Linked DNA regions of Mus musculus: all the other regions are linked to region 3. The links are chromatin loops, found by intact Hi-C in ENCODE. Cell type or tissue: gastrocnemius. All regions are shown on one strand.

Region 1 (8,000 bases), 57 kb before region 3:
CCATCTCAGCTTGATCCCCAACGTTATCCCACAGGGGAGAATGCCTTGGGGTCCATCCTTCCCAGGAAACCGTGCTGGGTGTCTCTAAGAGGACATCACCAGTGGACTTTCACCCTGTTTGTAGCTGGGATCCCTGAGTAGTAAAGATCTGTGACTAGCACAGGGACCCACGGTGGCAGCAGGAGCTACAAGAAGCAGTCATCTGTGGGAAAGGCCCAAGTGGGGAAAAGTAAGAAATCTGGAGATGAGAGAAGGGGACAGTAGGTAGGGCCATTAATGATTCTGGATTCAAACCTGCCAGCAGCTCTGGGACACGGTCAGGATGGCAGCCAGTTCTGGACACACCCAGCCAGGCACACCAACCCAGGCCTCCCTGGAGTACAAAGGTAAATTCCGGCCCCATCCGGGAGGCTGAGCTCAAACTCCAATCCCAGAGCTTTATTTTGGGGGGAGGGGCCTTTTGCTCCACCTTGGTCAGCTTAGCTAGGAACCTATGGAAAGCAGGTTCCTGATGCCACCCTGAGCTTGTATAACTGAGCCTATATGACTATAGTCATGAAATGCATTCTGGGACTTGTAGTTTTGGAGTGACAGCCTACACTATAATTGAGCTGGGATCCAGTTGTTTTGTCTTCAGTTTAGTGTAATTTCACAGTTCCATTTTGACCATTCTCACCCATATTGTAGTCTTCAACCCAGGAAAAGAAACCTGCTCAAGGGGCTTTTGAAACCCAAAGAGGCAACAGAGACCTTGAGTGAAAACCCTGAATTTAATGTGAGATTGGGGGAGCCCCATCCCTCCCTTTTTACCACCCACTCATCCGGCCTGTTGTTAGCTGGGTGAGGGCTGCCCCCAGTCTCCGTCCTGCGGCTCTGGGTACCATCCTGTTCCTTTGGGCTCATTCAGCCTCCTGGGCCTGTCTCTCTCTGAATCTCCTGTGGGACATGGGGGAGAGAGTGTATAGGCTTTGTCACATCAGCTTCATCAGGCCTTTCTCCAACTTGTTCTTTCTCACATATTGTCCTCTAACCCTCTCACCTTCTTGCATATTCATACAGTGCCTGCTTGCGCTCCTGCAGGCTCTCCTGACGGGCCCAGGAAGACTTGGCAAACGTTAGGGCTGTGGGCTGAGGGGTCGCCAGGCCCGAGCTGGGGAACTGAGGTGATCACAATGTCAGAGGGCTTGCGAAGTCATCATCATTATACACCCATCGAATGCCTACTTTGCAAGAGAGGCACTGTGCTAGGGTCTCAACATCAAGGCGAGAAGTCAGGGAGAGGGAGCAGAGACTGCCCAGACCTGCCCTTAAGTCTTGGCCTTGACTACTCCAGGTCTCACCTTTGGGGCAGAGGGTGCAGGCGGGGACTGAGATCCCTCAGTGACATCTTCAGGCATGAAAGCCACAGCCCCCTCGAGCAGGTTTGTGATGGTCAAGTCTACACACCCAGTCCTGGCTGGGAAGAGAGGGGCAGAGTGTCCACTCCCTGTACCCCTTCTCTGTTGAGACCCATTTTCCTGTGTCTGCCATTCTGTGATGCTACCCTTTCCCATACCCAGGTCTCTCTGGATGACATTCAATGGCACATGGGGCAGAACCTCCTTGACTCTGTGAGCGAGAGTGGTCAGCTGCACATCAGAAGAAGGGCTGGGAGGAGAAGGAAAAGAAGACTGCACTGTTTAAAAGAAAAAAAAATGAGGTGAGTGGATTACTGAGAGAGGCAGACACGCGTAAGGAGGGAAGCAAAACCACCAAGCGCAGCAAGCATCTTTGTGCCCAGATCACACACCTGACTGGGGGCGTAATCTGGGGTGTCTTTGTCGCTTCATGTGTTCTGCTTTGTCTGCTGGAGTGAGCCGTGTCCCTATCTGGCCCAATTCTTTGGCCACCAGCTAGGGAGAATTGGAAGGTTATAGCTGTAGCCTCGTCAGGTCTTCTTCCCCTTCTCCCCAGGAGGGAGGGACCCCCCCACTTCCACCACACCCCTGTTCACTACCACCTGTTGTACACGGAGCGCAAACTCCTCACTCTCTTCCCCTAGCTGTCGACGAATGGGATGAAGCCACCTACAAAAACCAGAGCCCTGCCCTGTTAAGTCGACAGGGGCTAAGGGTATGGCCCTTCCCCATTTATCTTGGAACAGTGGTGGGGAGAGTAGGGAGATGAAGATAAGTGTTGCTTCTGTTAGAACTTCGACATTAACAAACCACAGGCAGACAGGATAGTGGTCACTACTTCCATGCCCTTGAGGTGAACACCTTCCCAGCCACCAAAAACGGAGGACAGTTAGTACCTTACTTGATACACCGTGAAAGGAACAAAAAGGGACCACAGCAGTTCTGAGACCCAGGAGGCATCTGACACCGTCTGAGGGGAGGGCATGAAGTGAGGTCTAAGCCAGGGCCACAGGTGGGAAACTTCCCTTCCAGACCCCAGAGTAGTCCCTGTCCAGCATGCACTCACCACAGAGACCAGGGGTCTCTGAACTTGCAGGGTAAGAGGTTGTACCACGTCCTGAATAGAAAATGGCCACGAACTAAGAGAGAGGGAGAGAGAGCGAGTAGTATGGGAGTTCAGCCTAGCCCAGCCAACCACTTATATCTGACTTAAACTAGTAAACTGTCCAACTCCATAAGCAGACAACTGAGGAATTAAGAATTTCGAGGGCAGGGCTAAAAGTGGGCAGACAGGAAAGGAACTAGGGCACCCACTCAACTGGAGCCAGATGCCTGCGCTTACCCACCTGAAACGCAGCAGCCCTTCTCGGCCATTGGTGGCCTCTTCCTCGGGGAAGAGCAGCAAAGGTGTGGGCGGAAGCCTCGTGGAAGCACAGAATTTCTTGAGTGACTCCACCAACTCCACCCGCCTATCCATCTCCATGAAGCCCCGAGACCAACACACAAAGCTGGGGGGACTATTGAGTAGAGGCTGAGAACGGGGAGAAAAAGCAAGAAGAATGGAAGGAAATGTCAAAAAGAGAAAGAGAAAGGAAAAGACAGAAAGAAAGAGGAAAAGGGTGACACGTGAGGTGGCGATTAAGGGGCTGGGGGAAAGGCTCGGTGTTCCCCAAGAGAATCCCAATGGGTAAAGGGGAGCCTTGAGCTTGGGCCTGGGGAGCCACCCGGTGGCGCTCTCGGCCTCGCCCCCCACTCACGGTGCTACAGGTGGTGAGGAGGTTGACTATGTTGTGGTCAAAAGGTGTTACGTGGTTGGAAATAAGGACCCTGACGCGGTGATCGCGGAGTCCGGAGTCCTCCTGCCGGGCCACGAGCCCCAGGACCGCACACATGGTTCGTACCACGAACCTGGGGACACAGGCGGCGGTGACCGTGCGGTCCAGAGCCCAGCCCAGCCCCGATGCTCCCCCGGGCGCCGCGGTCCGCACCTGCGGAGGACGCTGTCGGGCAGAGCGCAGCTGACCAGGAAGACGTGGAGCCCGAGGAAGAGTCGCAGGACCAGGAGGCAGAGGCCGACCGGCGCGTAGAGCAGTAGCGCGAGCAGCAGGAAGCCGTCACTCGGGAGCCTGTGGCGAGAGGCGACGCGATCAGGCGCCGAAGCTGACAGGACGCGCTGACCGGTCTCTTCCCTCCGCAGCGCTTACCGGTGCGAGTCAAAGAGCCGCTCCGGCCCCGGAGCTGGGGGAGGTTCCATCGCAGCCGCTTCAGGAGAGCGGGGCCGCTGTCGCCGCCATCTTCGCAGGGCCGCGGGGGCCCCTGGGAAGGCGGAGTCTTTGGGCATCCGCCGAGACGCCAGAACCTGAGGCCCGGAGGCGCCCCGGAAGGGCTAGCGTTCCCAGCATGCCTCGCGGCCCCGGGGAATGTGTGTGTATGTGTGTGTGTTTGTGTGTGAGCGTGTGCGTATGCTGGAGAGGAGCGCGTCCTGACGGGACTACGTTTCCCGGCATGCGCTGAACAGCTACCGTCGTGCCCTGCTTCTCCTAGACCGCTTGCCGGGTTCTAGAGGACCGCCTCTGAGTAGGGCGGGCGAGGAGAGTCGAGGCGGAGCTGATGGCTGCGCTGAAAGCGGGGCGGGGTGCAAACTGGAGCCTTCGGGCATGGCGGGCTTTGGGGGGCATCTTCTGGAGGAAGCCTCCCCTGTTAGCTCCTGACCTCCGGGCTCTGCTGACGTCAGGAACTCCTGACTCTCAGATCTGGATGACTTATGGGACCCCCAGTCTCCCGGCCCAGGTGCCTGAGGGGTTCCTTGCATCACGGGCAGATCTGACGTCTAGGACCCCGGATCTCTGGGCACGATTGAATGTGGGGACTTCAGGCTCCAGTGACCAGGAGGCCCGCAGGAGCCCTGGAAGCCGTCGGCGCGAATGGCTGGCGGTGGCGGTGGGCGCAGGAGGTGCAGTGGTGCTGCTGTTGTGGGGTTGGGGTCGGGGTCTTTCCACGGTGCTGGCTGCTGTTCCTGCTCCGCCACCCACTTCTCCCCGGAGCCAGTACAATTTCATCGCAGATGTGGTGGAGAAGACAGCCCCTGCTGTGGTCTATATCGAGATCCTAGACCGGTAATGGTGAAGTTGACCAGGAGGTGTTGAACTGCCGTTAGTGAAGGCAAGGGAGCAGGATGAGGTGGAAGCTGCAGTGTAATGGGTACTTTCCCCATCCCAGGCACCCTTTCTCCGGCCGTGAAGTCCCCATCTCAAACGGATCAGGATTCGTAGTGGCTTCAGATGGGCTCATCGTTACCAACGCCCACGTGGTGGCTGATCGGCGCCGAGTACGAGTGAGGCTGCCTAGCGGGGATACTTATGAGGCCATGGTCACAGCTGTGGATCCCGTAGCAGACATTGCCACACTGAGGATTCAAACCAAGGTGGGGATGGAGTAGGCCAGATCTGATGGCAGCTGTTCTCTTGCTCCCTTCTTAAAATGACCAGTTTTGCTGGCCTTGTTTCCCTTAAGGAGCCTCTTCCCACACTGCCCCTCGGCCGCTCTGCTGATGTCCGGCAAGGGGAGTTTGTTGTTGCCATGGGAAGCCCCTTTGCACTGCAGAACACGATCACATCTGGTATTGTCAGCTCTGCTCAGCGCCCAGCCAGGGACCTGGGACTCCCTCAAAACAACGTGGAATACATTCAGACCGATGCAGCTATTGATGTGCGTCCTGATATGAGGGAAATTAGGTGCTAAGGTTGGAATTGGGGAGAACAGCTGTTGGGTATGAGCACCAACTGACACGTGGTGGTGACTGGGCCTGTATCAGAGGTTGGGCTGCAAAAGGCAGCCTCTCTAGTTCATGTGCTAGGAATGGAATTTGAAAAATTTCCCTACACCCTGTTTATGTCCTCGGTCTTAGAATTCCCAGAGCATGGGATTCCAGATCTTTTTGATGTTTTCTTTCATTTTATCTCACAGTTTGGAAATTCTGGTGGTCCCCTGGTTAACCTGGTGAGTGTCCGTGTTCTTCTAAGAATCCATGCCCCAGGTTAGTGTGGGAAGTGTGGGTTTTCCTCTGATTTAGGGAATTTTAGCTAAGTCTCTAGTCTCTTGTTCCTCTCCTGGTATACAGACAGACAGACAGACAGACAGACTTCTGTCCCCAAATCCTTGCTACTCTTGTTCAGGTGCCCCCATCCTCTGCCATCTGTGTGGGCTAGGGGACAGGGGGCTGTGTCCCTGCAGGATGGGGAGGTGATTGGAGTGAACACCATGAAGGTGACAGCTGGAATCTCCTTTGCCATCCCTTCTGATCGCCTTAGGGAGTTTCTGCATCGCGGGGAAAAGAAAAGTGAGCCTGTCTTACAGGGAAAGGGGTTCCTTTAAAATGGAGGATGGGACTTAGGGGAGGGCATTCACTGGGGCTTGGTATAGAGGGGTGTGCTGGTAGAAAGTAAGGGAAAGAATGTAGCTGGGGGGCGGTTCATTTGTCCTCTTTTATTACAGATTCCTGGTTTGGAACCAGTGGGTCCCAGCGCCGCTACATTGGAGTGATGATGCTGACCCTGACTCCCAGGTATGTTAGTGTGGTGATATATACATATACATATATATGTATGTTAGTGTGGTGATATATACATATATCTATATATATGTATATATATATACACCTATACATACATACACACACACACCCCTACACACACACCATACACACACCCTATCCTTTTCTTGGGTTTTCTCTCATGTCTGTTTTTTCCTAAGATAAGCTGTTGTCTTCTGTCACAAGCACTGTTCCCTCTCATAACTTTCTCATCCCACTGCATCTGGATCTTTCAGTAGATTGAGTACATCCTGCTATTGCTGTGATGTAAAGCCAACATTGACCTAGCACTGGAGGCCCATTCCCGCCCATTCCCACCCATCTCGTTATCCTTCCAGACAGCTTGCCGTTTCTTCGGAACTACTTTCATTTTCCACTTCTATGTCTCAATACCTTATTTCGTAAGGTGGTAGGACCCACCCTTCTAGGCTCAGCTTAAGTTCTAACCCTTCAGGATGACAGAAGTGAAGTTGATCAACACCATGTATCTTTCGAAATTAGCTATCTTTTATGTGTATATCCCACTTCCTAAGCTCTAGAAGGCAGAAGGTGAACTATTAAGATGGGAGAGGGCCTGTGTGGAGCTAATAGTGTCTGTGCCCTTTCAGCATCCTTATTGAACTACAGCTCCGTGAGCCAAGCTTCCCTGATGTTCAGCATGGTGTCCTCATTCATAAAGTTATCCTGGGCTCCCCCGCACACAGGTGATGGGGAGCGTGCTCTGGGGGGGGGGGTTGGGTGGGATGGGATGGGTGGATGTATCCTTGAACTTCTCTGTCTATTCTCTCCTTGCCCCGTCCATCCTCCACAGGGCTGGTCTGCGGCCTGGTGATGTGATCTTGGCCATTGGGGAGAAATTGGCACAAAATGCTGAAGATGTTTATGAAGCTGTTCGAACCCAATCACAGCTGGCAGTGCGGATCCGGCGCGGATCAGAGACACTGACCTTATATGTGACCCCCGAGGTCACAGAATGAATGACTGGACCGGCAAGAGTGTGAAGCTCTTGCCCTGATCTCCTCCTTGCTTTCCTAGCCTAGGTTCTGAGTGCATGTGGGTAGAGGAGGAGTCAGTGAACCTGCGGAGGGCAAGTCCCTCTAACCGCTGCATCAGTCCTGGGCTCCGAAGAACACATTTTATATAAAATAAAATTATACCTAGCAACATGTTACAGTCAAAAGTGGGGGTTGGATCTTCTCCCCCACCAAATGGCTAGAGGTAACGCGGTCCTTAGGAGAACGGAGAGCGATGGGAGCTGACCCTCTTGACCTCCCCTATTCAAGAGAATGAGCTGCTGCCATCCTGTGTGGGGCAGTTCTTTGTGGTGTGTTCTGTCTGTTGCTGGGGCTGTTGGCTGATTCTCCATGCTTGTTGGCCAAAGGTAATGACAGCTGACCCCGTAAAGGAGGCACCAACTTCTGTTTGACAGTTTGTTGCCTGTAGTGCACAGGTGGTTGAGTGTAGGGCGCCTGCTGACATCAGGGGTTCTTGTGGTAAGCTCCTGAGGTAATGGCAGCCTCAGACCCCTGCCATTGGGGGCCAGTGGTGGTTTACAGAGAGGGTGGTAGCATTTTAGACGATCTGGTTACTAGTCTGGCCAGGGTAGCGCTCAAACCTCCTGTTGGCTTCTTCGCTGAAGGCATCACCTGCAGAATAGACAGGCACTGTGAGGGGCTGTCCCTGCACAGAGGCAAGAGCACACACCCATCATGGGCAGTGACAGCATGGAAGCCTTTCCCTCCTGCCCTGCATTCACCCATCTCATCTGTTACCTACCGATGTGGCAGTTGTGCACCCAGATGCGATGCCCGTCGTATTTGCAGTTACACTTCATTGCATTGTTGGTGAAGTCACTTTCTGCTACCTCAAAATTTGGGTTGATAACGACCTGTGAGTGAGGAAGAAAGCTGGTGTGACCCAGCAGCACTCCGACAGGTCACAGGTGTCCTCATCACTCACCCCAAACCCCAGCATCTGAAAGCTCAGGCAGATGCTAGGCACCTGAAGAATGT
Region 2 (8,000 bases), 100 kb before region 3:
CAGGGCCAACCTGAGCTCTGCATCCACACTAGGAGCAGAGGGCCAACCTGAGCTCTGCAGACACACCAGGAGGACAGGGCCAACCTGAGCTCTGCAGACACACCAGGAGGACAGGGCCAACCTGAGCTCTGCAGACACACCAGGACAGGGCCAACCTGAGCTCTGCAGACACACCAGGACAGGGCCAACCTGAGCTCTGCAGACACACCAGGAGGACAGGGCCAACTTGAGCCCTGCAAACACACCAGGAGAACACAAACATAACCTTATATTTTGCAACAGGAAGCAGTGGTGTGCAAAATGGGACAGATAAAGACAGAAGTAATAGCTCTGTCCATAAACCTAGAAGAAAATCATGGGGGACATAGCTTGGTGTCACGGATCTTACCTGGCATACATGAGGCCCTGACATAATCCAGAGAAAGGGCGAGAAGAAACAGCCAACCCAGAGGGGAGTGGAGCTGTTCTGCTGATCTCCCCATTAGAGGGCTTAAAAATACTTTTAACTTCATTCTCTCTCTCTCTCTCTCTCTCTCTCTCGTGTGTGTGTGTGTGTGTGTGTGTGTGCTGGCATGCTCACATATGCAGTGTGTGTGTGTGTGTGCTGGCATGCTCACATATGCAGTGTGTGTGTGTGTGTGTGTGTGTGTGTGTATGTGCTGGCATGCTCACATATGCAGCAGAGACAACTTGCCGTCATTAGTTCTATCTTTACCCCATATGGGTCTGGGGTTGTCAGACTTGGCATTAAGCACCTATAACTAACGAATCATCTTGCTGCCTCCTTCTGCTCCCCTTCCCACTCGTGATTGGAATCAAAGAAAAGTTCGATGATGCATGATCAGCAGTGCTTGTTGCTTAGCTACAGCCCCAGCTTGCATTTCACCCTTTAAATATAGACATGTGCTACTTTAGTAAAACTATAAAGCAAGCCAGATGCAAGGGCATATGCCACTAATCTCAGATTCAAGAAGCAGAGGCAAGCAAATGTATGTATATGTATACATACACATACTATATATATAGTGTGTGTATATGTGTGTGTATGTATATATATAGTATATGTATATATATACAATAATATATACAAATGTCACTTTTAAAGAGAATAATGAATTAAACACTACTAGGAAAAGTAAAAGACATAATTATGCAGTCGCTAATGAAATAAGTCTAAACAATGATGTCATTGGCTAACACTATTAGGGAGTAGCAAGGGAGTATGAATCATAACTGACCATGAGTTGATTACTATTATGACCATATTTGAATTTTTTTCCATAGTAAAGAACAAGAAGCCAACAGAGAAAACTTTAGCAGAGACTAAGGAGATTGGAGATCGCAAGGTCCCCAGCCCTGTTCTCTAGGCACACACTTACGCTGCCACTCTCAGGTCTCTGCACTCACCTGCATCTTTTCAGTCAAATTGTGGATCTCTAGGCCCAGCTGCTGCTCCACCTCCAGAGTGAGCGCTGCTTCGGAGGCCAGGCTGGACAGCGCCTCCACCGCAGACAGAAGAGGCTGTGGGCAGAAACAGAGAGGGAGGGCTCAGCTCAGGCCACTGAGGGAGGCTGCTCCCTCCCAGCTCTGGGCCACTCACAGGCAGATCCTTCTGGAGCAGGAGCAAGAAGGAACCGGGGTCCCACGCTGCCAGGTGCTGCTGAGCTCTGCCCACAAACCAGAGCAAGGTGGTCTGCAGGGTACAGAGCCCCAGAGCGACAGGCGTAGGACCTGGGAGGGGAAGGACAGTACCCTAGGGTTCATAGGTCACCTCCAGGAGAAGGCCAGCTTCAGAACAGAGGACAGGCAAAAGATAACAACTGCCCCGCCCCCTGCCCTCCCATTCCACACCTCCTGTCTCACCTGCAGGCGGACACAGCCTAAGTTCTGGCCTGGGCTGTCGAAGGCTATCCAAGAGGGGAGGAAAAAGCCGCTGCAGCAGCTCAGAGGTAGGAGACAGTGACGCAGGGCTGCTCTGACCACCCAGGGCTGATCCTAAGGCCTGGCAGAACCCTGGCATGACAAAATATAGTCTGAGGGGGTGCGCAACAGGATCCTTGGGTCACCCCAATGTCCTTTTCTCCTTACCTTGGTCCCAGCTGCAGATGACAGACTGGTGAAACAGGCTGTGACACAGAGACAACAGCTCCTTCTCACACTCCTGAGGCAGGGGTGCTGATGGGAGAAATGAAGGAAGCCTGGAAACAAATCCCTGGTGACAGCCCCTGCCGACTCCACTCAAGTCAGGCATGGTGGCTCTCCGGAGGCAGGAGGCTGAGACCAGCGTCCCAGGCCAGTGTGGACTAAAACCTAAATAAAGACTGCTATGGGAAGCTGCGTGGCCTTGGGAAACCCTAAACGCTATACTTTAAACTCGGGGAAGTTCATTCATTCAAGGCCCTGCGCTTGCTGACAGGCTGGAGTTGAGAGAGGGTAAAGGGAAAAAGACACCCTCACCACAACCTCCAAATGCCAGCTCGGACCCCTCGCTTACCTTGACACAGTGCCTGACTCAGCTCTTGTGCCATTGCTCTAGGGTCCTCCCAGGGTCCCACGCGTAGGTCCAAACACTTAGCACAGGCTGCCCACAGCAAGGTCCAATACTGGCTCCACAGGGCTCCAGGTCCCCCAAGCCTCAGTCCGCTGCTGTCGGTGCTAGCCACGCCCCCTACCAGGCCCAGCAGCCCGGGCAGCAGCTCTCGCTCTTGCTCGCACTGCCGACGGAGCTGCTCCTGCAAGCCCGATCCGCCACGGGCTTCAGCCAGCTTATCTGCCACCTGACAACCCCGCTCTGCAGCCAGGAGCTGGAGCACACGGGCCGCGGGGAATGGGCGCGCGGCCCCGGGGACGAAGTTCAGGGAATGTCCCTGCAGAGTGTGGTAGAAGGGAAGGGCCAGCAACAGTTCGGCTAGCTGGGATGTCAGGCCCAGGCTAGCGGGTGTCCGGCCCAGTGAACGAAGCTGCATCTCGATGGCAGCCTCCAAGTGCTGGGCAGCTAGCCCGACAGGGCGAGTCAGGAGAAGCGTCTCCCTGGAGCCCGGGAAGCCGAGGCGCAGAGCCGCCCCACGAGATGGGCACAGCTGTAAATCGCCGTGCAACTGCTGCAGGGAGAGGGAACCGGCCGAGGAGCCGGAGCGGAGCAGCCGCACGACCGCCTGCAGGTGGCGGGCGCAGTCCCGGGCCCGCAGGAGCTGCTCTCGCTCGCGGTGCAGACGAAGCAATGTGGCCCGGAGCCGCTGAAGAGCGAAGGGCATCGGGCCGCTTGCAGACGCGGGAGCCCACGGCTGTCTGCTGAAGTCCGGGCACGGGACGCTCACCGCAGCCAGTAGCCCTAGCCCTCCACGCCTCCCCTCGTCCCGCTCCTCCCCAGCGCCCACGGGCTGCGCCCACGACGAGGGTACGTTAGCGAGTGGAGGCAAAGGGCCACTAGAGCTGGACGCCCGTGCCATTTGCACGGCGAGTCCCAAACGAACCTAACGCTCGCCGCCTCCCCGCTTCCCGTCGCACTCCACGCCCGTGGGCGCCAGGACTCACCAGCTAGCCGGAAGTCTCGTGGTCTTACTGGGGCTCCGTAGCCACGACCTCTGCCCCTAACAAAGATGGCCACCCACTTACTCTTTCCCGGCCCTTAACGACTATCAAATTCTAGCTAGACTTTCCTGTCACCGTTAACGGGAGGTGGCGCTGATGCTAAATGCTGTAGGGAGAGTCAAGCTAGGTGTGACTTGACAGCAGGAGACCCATGTCTCCGCCATCCCTGACTTCCTAGTGTACCGCCTTCCTGCAGTCTGCCCTCTGGGGGTCCTGCGGCGGTCTACTACAGAAAAGAGGAAAGCGAGACCTCAGTTTGCTTTTGCTTTGATCGTTGTCTTCGTGTTCATTTGTGGGCGTGTTGTTGTTCAGTTCTCTTTGAATCTCACTGTGTATGTTCTTAGCTATCCTGAAACTCTCATGTAGACCAGGCAGGTCTCGAACTCAGAGTTGTCAGCCTGCCTCCGCTTCCTGGCTTAAGTTAAGAGTGTGTATGTGTGTCATCACAGCCAGCTTCAACTTCTTTTATGTTTTCTTTCAGTCATCTCTGAGAGTTTTGGGAAGCAGCTGGTTCGGACCCTACTCATAAAGATCTTAGGCAAAGGAACAGCAAGGGGTCCTCGGGCTGCTGCTGCTGCTGCAATGCTCTAAGCAGGCAAAATTGAGCATTTGAGGGTCTCCAGTTTGAGGTCAAGGCAGTAGTTACAAGTGCTTGGGAATATATTGTGAACAGAGGACAAGACCCCACAGCATGGAAAAGAATATTATTACTGCCCAGCACTAAGAGATTGAGGCAGGAGGGTTGTCTAGAGGTGGTCGACACTTGGCCAACATACTTTCAAGTTAGCCTAGGCTACAGTGTGAGACCCAGCCTCTGAGAGTGGTTTAAAAGGTTGGAGATAGGGGGTTAGATTCCTGAAGTAGTTGGTACAGTTACTGAGGGAGAGAGAGGATCAGATATGGGATCACCGAAAGACTAAGTAAATATACAGCAGTTTTCCTGGCCATTCACTTCTAGACTCTCAGAGTCAACAAGTCCTCAGGCTAAAGATCCAGGTTATGAAGGGACTCTGGCTAACTCTCATGTGGGCACTGTTCTGGCAAAACCATTCCCCCTGCCTTGCTAAACAAAACAAAACAAAACAAAACAAAACAAAACCAAAAAACATTGTTACATTTCTAAAACTAGCCAAGAGGTCTATTCCCTTATTTGGCCACTTCCTTCTTCTAAGGCTGACTACCAAGGTATGGCTATCAAAGTACTGAAGTCCAGCAATCAAAAGGCCCCCTTTAGTTTACCTAATTAGCATACCCGATCAAAATTAAACACCTCATCCTAACCCGGGTTTCCCCCTTTACTATCATAACTCCATTTGTCTATGGGCCACAACTGTCTCCTCTCTATCCAGAGGTAGTCCTTTGTCCTCCAGGATAAACACCCTTGCCCCTTTTGTCTCCTCTCCTTTGTTCCCTTCCTCTTTTTCCTGGTCCTCTATCTCCTGTCTTTGTCCCTTATTACCTGCCCTTTGTCACTCTAGGGCAAATAAATTTCTTTTGTGCTGAGAACTTGGTCTGGAGCAGGGGGCAGGGGCAGGTGGTCCTGAGCTAATACTGATCAGTTACAGGTCACATAAAAATTGGCCCCCGCCGTAGATTCATGAGCACCTGCCTCCAAAGTCAAGAAGTCTCAAAACTAACTAATTGAAGCTGAAGAGGTGCTTTAGCCTGACTGCTCATGTAGAGGACCCCTGTGCAGTTGGCTTGAAACAGCCTGTAACTCCAGTTCCTGGGGGCTCTGACATCTTTGGTCTCTGGAGGCACCTTCACATGCTTGCACATGCCCGCACTAAGATACATATAATTCAAAAATAGAAGAAAATGCCGGGCGGTGGTGGCGCAAGCCTTTAATCCCAGCACTTGGGAGGCAGAGGCAGGCGGATTTCTGAGTTCAAGGCCAGCCTGGTCTACTAAATGAGTTCCAGGACAGCCAGGGCTATACAGAGAAATCCTGTCTCAAAAAATAAAATAAAATAAAATAAAATAAAAAGAAGAAGAAGAAGAAAATATTTAAAAGTTATCTTTTATTTTGTTGGGGTTTTGGCTCATAACACAAACTTCTGTTTGCTTAATAAAAAATCTTGAGAATCCTTTTACAGTCGTCCTTTTATTTCAGACATGTAGTCATCCACTAGAATGTTTTGTTTTGTTCTGAGAGGGCTGGTGAGATGACTCAGCCAATAAGGGCACTCGATTCCGAGACTGACAACTTAAGTTTGATCTCTGGACCTCACAAGATGGAAGGAGAAACACACACACACACACACACACACACACACACACACACACACCAATAATAATGAAAAAAATCCTTCTTTTCAATGAATCAGCAGTATCTAGTGGAGGCACCATCCATACATAACACAGCCTGTCCCACGAGATGTATAAACAGGGGGTAAGGTGGAATTAAGGGGTTTCTCTCTCAAAAAAAAAAAAAAATTAAGCTAAGATCTAAAAGAGACAAGAGAGCCAACCCATTTTTCTGGGAAAGCACATCCCAGGTAGAAGACATAAGACATGCGAAGTTACAGATGGTGTTAAACTGTCTCAAGACAAGCTTTGGACAATGTGTGAAATAGGTTGGCCTTCAGTCAGAGGGGGCTGCCACTACCAAGGGGACATTAGCAAAAAAGCCTTAATGTAAAACAGGAAAAGAAGGTGGGCTCACAGTGTTCATAGAAAGGCTTAAGAGCAAAATGAAAAAAAAATATGAGAGTAAACATAAAAGTGCCTTTGGGGTAAGGGATGCTAAATTTACACTTTGTAACTAACCGCTAAGCAGACAGACTGAGGAAAACAGAGAAAAGATGGAGGACTAGAGAGGCAGGAATGTAGTTCTCCAGAGGCTGCAAAAGGTCTTTGTAAGAAGGGTCAAGGAGAAACTCAAGCAGAAAGCTTAGATACTGTTGACAACCATAAATCAGATTAATGAGGGTAGGCAAGGCTCCAGGAAGCCAAGGTCCAAATCACCAAACAGAAATCTCAAAGGAAATAAGACAGAAGAGAGACTCCAGGGAGAAAGAAATCCAGTGTTACAAGTGGAGGGGCCAAGAGGCGATGACCTGGCTTAGAAAGAAAAAGAGAAAGAATGCCCCTCCTTCCAATGAGGATTAAAAGACATTAATAAATGTCTCATCTAAAATTGCAGTTACAAAGTTAACATGCAGAAACTTTTGGCTCTGTATGTACTTTCTTTTCTGCCATTTCTTGTTTGCAAGATTGTTTTCCTTAGCATCAAGGTCATTTTGACAATCTGTCAAGGCTCTTGGTAAAATATAAACTATTTTTCTTTGTAACTAGAGAGAGAAAGAAAAGCTATCAAAATCTGAGCCAAGAAAAGGCTTGCCTAAGACTTGTGATGAAAAGGGTTGGTGGCTAAAGCAGGTGTACAGGCGATCTTACTTTGTTACACGGCGCCAAGTCTGTTATCTGGGGGAATGAAATAAGAAAGAAGCAGTAAATGAGTATAGGAGAACTGTTGGCAGTGATTTCAGTATAAGGTCATATTTTTGTAAAAAGGATAGAAAAGAAAAGGGAATATTGTGGATGAGGATAGGATTTGTATGACTTTTTAAACAAAGATTTTGTTCTAAGAATGAAAAACAATGCAGCCAAACAATGAAAGACTAAAGCCCTCTTACCCTCTTATGCTCTTGCTTCTCTCTTGCCCCCTTACTCCCAACTCCCTTCACCCCTCTCTCCACGTAGCCATGGCCCGCCCCCATTTCTCTACTTTCTCCTCCTCTCTGCCTTTCTCTGCTTCTGCTACCCTCTTAACTCCCCTCCCCATGCCCTGAACAAACTCTATTCTATACTGAAAGAGAGAGAGAGAGAGAGAGAGAGAGAGAGAGAGAGAGAGAGAGGGGAAAACTAAATCCAAATCACAGGAGGTCTGAGTAAACTTGTACAAGGATAGAATATAAAGATGATACATATGTTTGATGATCAAAGTTTATTAAACCTTATAAGATTAGACTAGAGAGATGGCTTAGCTGTTAAAAGCACTTGCTACTCTAATAGAGGACCTGGGATTGGTTCCTAGCACCCACATGGTGGCTCACAACCATCCACAACTCTGCTTTCAGGGGATCAGAAGCCCTTGTCTGACCTTCACACACATGAAGCACGCATGTGCTGCACCCACATACATGCAAGAAAACACTTAAACACAAAATAAAATAAGCAAATCTTTTTTTAAAAGATTTATTTATTATTATATGTATGTACACTGTAGCTGTCTTCAGACACGCCAGAAGAGGGCGTCAGATCTCATTACGGATGGTTGTGAGCCACCGTGTGGTTGTGGGGATTTGAACTCAGGACCTTTGGAAGAGCAGTCAGTGCTCTTACCCACTGAGCCATCTCTCCAACTCCCAAGCAAATCTTTAAAAATCCCAAGGTTATACTGGTCA
Region 3 (8,000 bases):
CTTCCCCTCCTTCATAACTGCATGTTGGAATAGTAAAATTGAGCTTTGATCAGAGTTGATTTTGACTTGGCTCTGTTCTTTCTTCCGTTCGTTTAGTTCCTCTCTTTCAGCCCAAGCTGCCATCTCAATTGAACCGTTCCTCTCGAGCTGCTGGTCGGCCCGCAACCCTCGTTAGTTATTAACGAGGGACATATCAGTTCTATGTTATCATTTTTAGTAAAAATGTGTTTAATTATTACTTCTGTTAAAATGAATCTTAACATTTAAAAGAAAAAAAAAAAGGCGAACTATTATATTGGCCCTACCTTATCGTACAGATTACAGAGTAACTCATTGGCACACTGTCTCACAAGTGTGATTGGCATCCAAGGTGAGGGGCTAGGCTGCTGTGTGATGAGAGGCCCTGGGTAGGTGAGTTAACAGGCTTTCCTGGGGGCACTTCTGAAGTCAGCCAGTTCTACCTCTGACGCTGGCATCTGCTTCTACAAGTAAAGGTCAGGGAAAGCCAGAGAGAAGGTAGTGGCGGAGGCATGGACAGAGGCGGGGAGGGAAGAGCTGAGGAGAGACCCTGAGGGTCCACTGAGATACAAAGGGCCTAAGAAAAGCCAGGGTTTGGATGAATAACTTCTGTGTATGACTCGCGAATGCCAGGCAGGTTATTTCTAGAGCGACATTCCTGAGGAGAGGTTGGTAGAGGCGGCAGACTTTTCCACCTCAGGAACAAAGAAGGTTCAGTCCATGGTGCTGGCTCCAACGCAGGAGGCGCAGGGAGTGAGATGACTTCACATTCATTCAAGGACTTCTCCTGTCTCCCACAGGGATAGCAAGTACAGTACACTTTTTTTTCCCTGGCCAGCACGATCAACTCTGCTAAACAGTTATGCAGATTCATTCATTTCTAGCTGTTTCGTTCATCTCATCAGGGACACACAACTCTCTCTGTCCCTGTTGAGTTTCTAAAGCAGCAGCCTTGAGAACTCCGTCTCAGACTCCTGTCCGCTCCATTGTGTTTTATGGTGCTAGAATAATAAGCACAAGATATTGCCAGAGCAGCATTTAAATAACTAATGTGGCTCGTCTGGTGACGACAGAGGCAAACACAGTGAGGGGGTGGCTGGTCCTTAGTGAGGCAAAAGAACTATGAAAGCAACAAGGCAAGGATAGAGCTAGAGAGATGGACTTGAGGGGCTGGAGAGGTGGCTCTGTGGTCAAGAGCACTGGCTGCTTTTTCAGGAGACCTGGGTTCAATTTCCCCACGCCTGCATTTGGCTAATGACTGCCTGTAGCTCCTGTTCAGGGGATCCAACTGACCACCCTCTGGCTTCCCCAGACACACATGTGGTACATGTACACACAAAACATTCATATACATAAAGTATATATATAAAAAAAACCAAACCCCGAGAGTCTCAGAGAAGTAAGTATAAAGGGTAGAAGATTGGGAACTCCCCTGATGGGTAGCGGGAGGGGACAAGACATCATTCTTCATAGAATCATCATCACCACCACCACCATCACTCAACAACATCATCAACAACAACATTGAAAAGGGTTTTCTAAAACTGTACAGCTAACATGGAATGGCGAGGCCAAGGAAAAGTAGTTCTGCTGAGAAGAAGGGGATGAAGCTGGGTGTGGTGGCCCATGCTTTACCCAGCATGCAGGAGGCAGAGGTAGGTGGATCTCTGTAAGTTCAAAGCCAGCCTATTTTACACTGAGACTTCCAAGTCAGCCAGAGAAACACAGTGAAACTGTATCTTTTAAAGAAAGGTCAAAGAAAGAAATGAAGGAGAATTTTTTTTTTAACAGCAAATATGCTAAAGCTAGACCAGAAGATAAGCGTGACGCTATGCACGAGGGGGGCGTGCAGGCCTCAAGGTTTTGCTGTAGCTTTGCTGATGGTTTCGTCACGGCTTAGAGGACGGGTAGGGAGAAAACTCATCAGAAATGGAACACTAAGAGAGGAAGCAACAAAGATTCAGGTTCCTAGATGTGTCCCAGCGGCAGAGATGTGGATGTCACCTCTGTTCTTGTGGATTACCGCAGTGACAATTCCCTCTCTAAAATGTTCGGCTTTTCCATTAGTTCTGAGGTTGGGAAGCGACATGTCTGAGGGTGCAGGCAAAAAAAAAAAAAAAAAAAAAAAAAAAAAAAAAAAAAACGACTCTGAGGAACGGGTTCTTGAACGCAGCACGTGTTGTACAATGGAGAACGCCCTGCCTTGTTCTCCAGATGAGTCAGGCAGGCAGTCTTCTCAGCACTGTCCATTGTTAGTGTTTCTAACTTTTTAAAAGTTTATTTCATGTATTTTTGTGTGTATAGGTGTTTTTTGCCTACGTGCACGTGTGGGGGACCATGTGTGTGTGGTGTTCACAGAGGCCAGAAGATGGCAGTAGATTTCCTGGAACTGGAGTTACAGGTGGCTGTGAGCCACCTTGTGAGTGCTGGGAATTGTTGGCACTCAAACCCGGGTCCTCCAGGAGAGCAGCCAGTGCTTGTCACTGTGGAGCCATCTTTCCAGCCTTCATTTCTCACCTCCTAACTCACACACTCTGGGGGAGAGTAACAGCAGAGTTTTCTTGTTTGAAGAGATTCTCGTGTCATCCCCACAGAGGTGCTGGGCTTCAGGTTGGAACCTTGATTCTGCTGTCTCAGAAGAAATGGCATCCTTTCAGGGACAAGCACTGGCTGCTCCTCCTAAGGGCTCAGGTTGAATTCTATTGTCACCTCCTCGTGGAGCCATCACTCTTCAGAGACTCCGCCTTCCTCTTCCTCTGTGATGGTCCAGGGCGCTCCTCCCCATTGCCCCCGTTGACACCCTGGTTTTTCAAGATCCAGTTCAAATGCCACCTGTACCTGTCCTGACCCACCCTTCATGTGTAGGTGATGATGGCGAGGCAGATAGCTCATTGTATAGTTTGTGTTGTCACACATTTGATCTTCCCCATTTAAGTGCAGGCTTCTTTTCATGTCCATCCTGCCCCATCCCCCAGCTGGGGCCTTGGCAGAGGCCTGTCACTCCCATTGCTTTTCCTGTGACCCTTCTGCTTCAGCTAAGTTAGTCTCCTTGTCACGTGACTTCCTTCCTTCCTTAGGGCTTTTATTACTCTGTTAATCCGAGGCCTTGCACCTCCTCCAGCCTTTGACTCAGAACGTTGTCCAGGAGCTGTGCTCATATGATCTTTCCTTGTCTGCTTTAATTAGTAACGGAGGGGTGCTTGTGAGCTTCATTGTGCAGTATTAATCATACTTGTTAATTTATTTCTGTTGAAGGCTTTATTTCCCCGAGTTTTTGAAAGGCAGTGTGATTTAGTAGCAAGATCAGGACTTGAGCTGTGCCTGGGATGTTGTTAGTTGTGTGTTTTTGGGAGCAGCAGGGACACTAGAACCTATTTCCTAGTTATCATAACACACTACAGTGTACGTTGTTTAAGAACAGCATGCAGTAGGTCAGCCACTGCCTTCATCCTCCCGTTCCTCTTCCATTTCTTTATCTTTCCCTCCCTTTCTTGCTGTCACTCTGACATGAAACAGGGTCTCACATGGTCCAGCTTGGTCTCAAACTCATTATATAGACAAGGATGACCTTGCCCTTCTCATCTTCCTGTCTCCACTTCTCAAGTTGTGGGGATGATGAGGGTTGGCATTCACCACCACACCATAGTTTATGTGGTGCTGAGGGTCAAACCCAGGGCTTCATGCATGTAAGGCAAGCATGCTAGTAACTGTGCCACACGCCCGGCCCTTCTACTCTTCCCTACTCTCATGGGCAGAAAAAAAAAGGTACTTTCCTTTTTCTTCAAACTGTGTTTTGCTAGGTCATCCTCCTTGGCTTCTGCTTTCCTCTGGGTTAGAACAGCAGCGCCCACTGCAGCATTGCTCACAAACATAACTAAATGTGCTAAACGGGAGAGCTGGGAAGGAGATATTGTTCTTCTTAGATAATACTGAAGCATAGCTCCTCCCAGAAAGCAAGGCATTACGCATCTGATGAAACAGGCCCCTTGACGCGGTGCCGCTCGAAACTACAGCTAACCATTGGAACAACCTTGCCTGAGTCCCTGTAAGCCATAGGAGGTGGCATCCACAGTCTATGTGTGGACTTATTCTGCCCCCTAGTGGCCACAGCAGTGACAGCCTTCACTTGGATTTATTATGAACTGCCACGTGGGTGCTGGAGGAAGTGTTTCGCTGGGAATGGGCTTGAAGAGCTTAAGGACTGACCCGACAGCCAGCTTGCTCTTCTTTTCTTTGTGTTTGTGGCTGAAGCTCTCGGCTTCCTGCTCCTGCCGGCATGCCTGCTGCCATGCTATTCCTCACCATTGTAAACTCAGCCCCCTGTGCACCATAAGCCCAAACAAACTTTCTTCTCTAAGTTGCTTTGGTCATGGTATTTCATCACAGCAACAGGAAAGTAGCTATTCCTCTGAGCTGGAAATGATAGTGATGGCTAGGCTGAGAGCCCACTGGATATGAAATAAGGACACTGGTCACCTAGAAGCATTGCAGACTTTTAAGTGCCATGCAGCTCTTGGGAATAAAGATTAAAAAGTTGCTGCTGAGGAAGTCTACATCTACAGTGATGTGAACATTTGAGATGCTCAAAGTCTTGCCGTTTCTTTCACTTTTTTCTTTTTAGTGAAGTATGTGATCCAAATTGGAAGAAAAATATATCTTAACTACAGGTTTGTTTGTTTGTTTGTTTGTTTTTCTGAGACAGGTTTCTCTGTGTAGCCCTGGCTGTCCTGGAACTCACTTTGTAGAGCAGGCTGGCCTCAAACTCAGAGTTCCACCTGCCTCTGCCTCTCAAGTGCTGGGATTAAAGGCATGTGCCACCATGGCCCAGCTCTCTCTCTCTCTCTCTCTCTCTCTCAAGATTTATTTATTTGATATATGTGAGTATACTGTCTTCAGACACACCAGAAGAGTGCCCTTACAAGATCTCATTACAGATGGTTGTGAGCCACCATGTGGTTGCTGGGAATTGAACTCAAGACCTCTGAAAGAGCAGTCAGTGCTCTTAACCGCTGAGCCATCTCTCCAGAGCCTAACTACAGTTTTTTGTTTTTTGTTTTTTTTTTTTTGGTTTTTCGAGACAGGGTTTCTCTGTGTAGCCCTGGCTGTCCTGGAACTTACTTACCAGGCTGGCCTCGAACTCAGAAATCCGCCTGCCTCTGCCTCCCAAGTGCTGGGATTAAAGGTGTGCGCCACCACTCCCGGCTTTAACTACAGTTCTTAAACAACGGTCCCATTTTCATATCATAGAAGAAGAAGAGGAAGAAGAAGAAGAAGAAGAAGAAGAAGAAGAAGAAGAAGAAGAAGAAGAAGAAGAAGAAGACGACTCTATGTTAAAGATGTCACTTAGTAGTGACTGAGGTGTGCCAAAGTCTAAAATATTACCTGGCGCTGGAGAGATGGCTCAGTTGGTAAGGGTTTTGCCTCTCAAGCATGAGGGCCTGAGTTCAAACCCAGAACTAATGTGAAAATGCTAGGGCATGGTGGTGTGGAGGCAGGAGGATACCTGGGCTCACTGGATAGCCAGTCTAGTCTCGGTGGTGAACTCTAGAACCAGCAGAGACCCTGTGTCAAAGGAGGTGGGTGGCATTCCTGAGGATGGCACTGCTGTGCTCTGGCTTCTACACATACCCCCCACATCAGCAAAGAATAAAAACAGATAAAGTAGTATTTGGCTTGCTAAACACTAGTCTTAGGAGATATTTAAGACTTCTTCATGGGAGCACATGCCTATAGTCGCAGCTCTAGGGAGGCTGGCACAGAATTGCTGTGAATTTGGCTATGGGATGGCTCCTGAGTACCAGGGCAGTCTCTGTCCCATAAAGAGGCCATGTTTTAAAACAAAAGTCTTTTATTCCTCCTGCAGATATTAATTTATGTATTATATAGCTTAAGAGTATTTAATGTAAACTAACATAACTTTCAAAGTTAAAAGTGTTGAAGCTGGCTGGGAAGTAGTGGTTTCATAGGCACCGTGGTAAGGAGAGGGGAAAGGGCAGGGCTGATGGCACAGCCCCAACAGCCACAGCACTGTGCTTGTCTCCTTTAAACATTTAACATTGTATTCATAAATTATTGCCGTTATTACGTGTGTGTGAGCATGCGCACACTGCTACACATGTGTGGCAAGTGTGCAGGGTGCAAATGTGTGGAGGTCAGAGGGCAACTTTTGGGAGTCAGTTCTCTAACGTCACTGTGAGGTCCAGGGATTGAACTTGGATCGCCAGGCTTGCAGAGTGAGCTAGGTTGAATCAGACAAAGTTGAAAAGGTCTCTGAAAACAAAGAAAATCCCAAAGCACGTGCGCGTGTGTGTGCATGCACCCCACCCCCCCAAAGCACGTGCACACACCTAGGTTGCATGACTGTGACTGTACTTCTGCATGGGTCTGCATTTTTGACTCACTGCAAGAGTTTTCTCAGGATACTGGGTTCATGAAAGAGGAACTGATGACTCAAAAGCAAACACATACAAATTCCAAAGGTATCTACAAATTCCCCTCTTCGTGTTTAGATATCAGTTCCCCCATGTTATAAGTCCCTTGACATCATAGGGCTTTTTATATTGCCAACTACACTAATTAAAAATTACATTTATTTGTGTGTGTGTGAGTGTGTGTGTGGTGGGTGTGTGAGTGAGTGATGGTGTGCATGGGGTAGTCAGATGGCAACTTGCAAGAGCTGGCTCTCTTCTTCCACCGAGTGAGTCCTAGCGATTGAACTAGGGTATGGAGCCTCAGGATTTTGCGCTTGGCAGAAAGTACCTTTACTTGCCTTAGATTTTAATTAACCCCCCCACCTCATTTTTGTGTATGGGAGTGTATGTATGTGTGCAGGTGTGCATGATCCTGTGATTGCATGTGTGGAGGCCAGAGGTGAACATCAGTCTTCCCCTATTGCTCTCTGCCTTATTTCTAGATAGAGTTTCTCACTGAGTGAGTGGCTTACTGTTTGGGCCAGGCTGCCTGGCCAGGAAGCCGCTGGAATGCTCCTGCTTCCACCTCACCAGTTAAAAGACAGTGAGGAAGAAGTCCACTGAAACAGAGAGCCAGAGAGCCAGAGAGTGCTTTAGCTCAGCCCAAGGCCCTGGCTGGCCCTTGTACTACAGTGTGGGGAAAACTGAAAACAGCTTGGAGTTTAGGCTTAAAGAATGGGACTGAGGCCAGGCAGGGTGGCAAATGTCTTTAATCCCAGCACTCAGGAGGCAGGGGCAGGCAGATAGGTCTCTGTGAGTTGAAGGCCAGTCTAGTCTACATAGGCAATTCCATGGCAGCCAGGGCTACCTAATAAGACTCTGTCTCAAACAACAACAACAACAACAACAACAACAACAACAACAACAACAACAACAACAACTACTACTACTACTACAAGCAAAACAAACACAGGAAGAGTGGGTCTGAGAATCTGAGTATTGGTTCACTGTAGGTGCAACAGGTGGCAGTCTGAGCCTAACAAAGTTGATTGTCTGACAAAACAGACACTCCAAAGCAACATAACAGAATTTAAAATCTCTATAGCCTAACATTCACAAACCAAATTAATTGAAATGTTTTTGGCATATAGAAGAAAACTATGACTCAGTCTCAAAAGAAAACACAAATCACAGATTCAAGTCTTTACATGATAAAAATATTGCCCTTACCAGATATGAATCTTATTGAATTGAATAATTCAATTGGCATAATTGAAACAATTCTTAAGGAGGAATTGAAAGTATGTTCACAATAAATAGAAATATAAGAAGTAGGGGCTAGATAGATGGCTCAGTGCTAAGCTGCTCTTCCAGAGGACCCAGGTACAATTCTCAGCACCCACGTGGTGGCTCACAACTGCCTGTAACTCCAGGTTTAGGGGATCCAACACCTTCACACAGAAACATATCCAGGCAAAACACGAATGCACGTGAAATAAAAATAAATTAATAAATTATTTAAAAAAGAAATATAAGAAATGTCAATAGAGGAACAGAAAATATGAAAGATAA

Evidence for each region. Peaks named below come from ENCODE experiments on the same cell type or tissue, not always from the same donor. Only the 100,000 strongest peaks of a DNase experiment are listed, where the experiment ranks them.
Region 1: it touches region 3 in a loop (6-fold over the local background); 24 of 42 quality-filtered maps call a loop at or near these places.
Region 2: it touches region 3 in a loop (7-fold over the local background); 30 of 42 quality-filtered maps call a loop at or near these places.

What each region holds. Positions count from the first base shown.
Region 1 is chr6:83,050,434-83,058,433 of GRCm38, reverse strand. Loxl3 (lysyl oxidase-like 3) reads right to left here. Exons shown (of 14, transcript NM_013586.5): 12 at 7,990-8,000; 13 at 7,765-7,876; 14 at 5,868-7,634. The coding sequence ends at 7,561. It overlaps Htra2 (HtrA serine peptidase 2), which reads left to right and starts at 3,863. Exons shown (of 8, transcript NM_019752.3): 1 at 3,863-4,513; 2 at 4,617-4,821; 3 at 4,911-5,105; 4 at 5,364-5,396; 5 at 5,631-5,736; 6 at 5,892-5,961; 7 at 6,597-6,692; 8 at 6,800-7,168. The coding sequence starts at 4,008. The coding sequence ends at 6,965. It overlaps Aup1 (ancient ubiquitous protein 1), which reads right to left and starts at 3,913. Exons shown (of 12, transcript NM_007517.4): 1 at 3,602-3,913; 2 at 3,386-3,523; 3 at 3,155-3,305; 4 at 2,744-2,928; 5 at 2,464-2,536; 6 at 2,294-2,367; 7 at 2,000-2,066; 8 at 1,790-1,892; 9 at 1,556-1,675; 10 at 1,341-1,456; 11 at 1,040-1,158; 12 at 752-936. The coding sequence starts at 3,738. The coding sequence ends at 900. It overlaps Dqx1 (DEAQ RNA-dependent ATPase), which reads right to left and starts at 590. Exons shown (of 12, transcript NM_033606.3): 1 at 295-590; 2 at 1-4. In gastrocnemius, a CTCF peak has its summit at 3,131; DNase peaks (open chromatin) are centred at 3,187, 3,852 and 4,723; H3K4me3 peaks cover 3,710 bases; H3K27ac peaks cover 3,131 bases.
Region 2 is chr6:83,097,133-83,105,132 of GRCm38, reverse strand. It overlaps Ccdc142 (coiled-coil domain containing 142), which reads right to left and starts at 3,617. Exons shown (of 9, transcript NM_001081266.1): 1 at 2,495-3,617; 2 at 2,089-2,175; 3 at 1,864-2,013; 4 at 1,601-1,731; 5 at 1,408-1,521. The coding sequence starts at 3,449. In gastrocnemius, CTCF peaks have their summits at 3,139 (motif pointing right), 3,693 and 7,849 (motif pointing right); DNase peaks (open chromatin) are centred at 2,713, 3,126 and 3,605; H3K4me3 peaks cover 2,351 bases; H3K27ac peaks cover 2,108 bases.
Region 3 is chr6:82,992,952-83,000,951 of GRCm38, reverse strand. The region is part of intron 4 of M1ap (meiosis 1 associated protein); the gene reads right to left. Among named protein-coding and RNA genes, the nearest start is that of Gm32644, 26 kb to the left of the region's middle. In gastrocnemius, CTCF peaks have their summits at 3,919 and 4,120 (motif pointing left); DNase peaks (open chromatin) are centred at 2,422, 2,937 and 4,102; H3K4me3 peaks cover 1,003 bases; H3K27ac peaks cover 2,066 bases.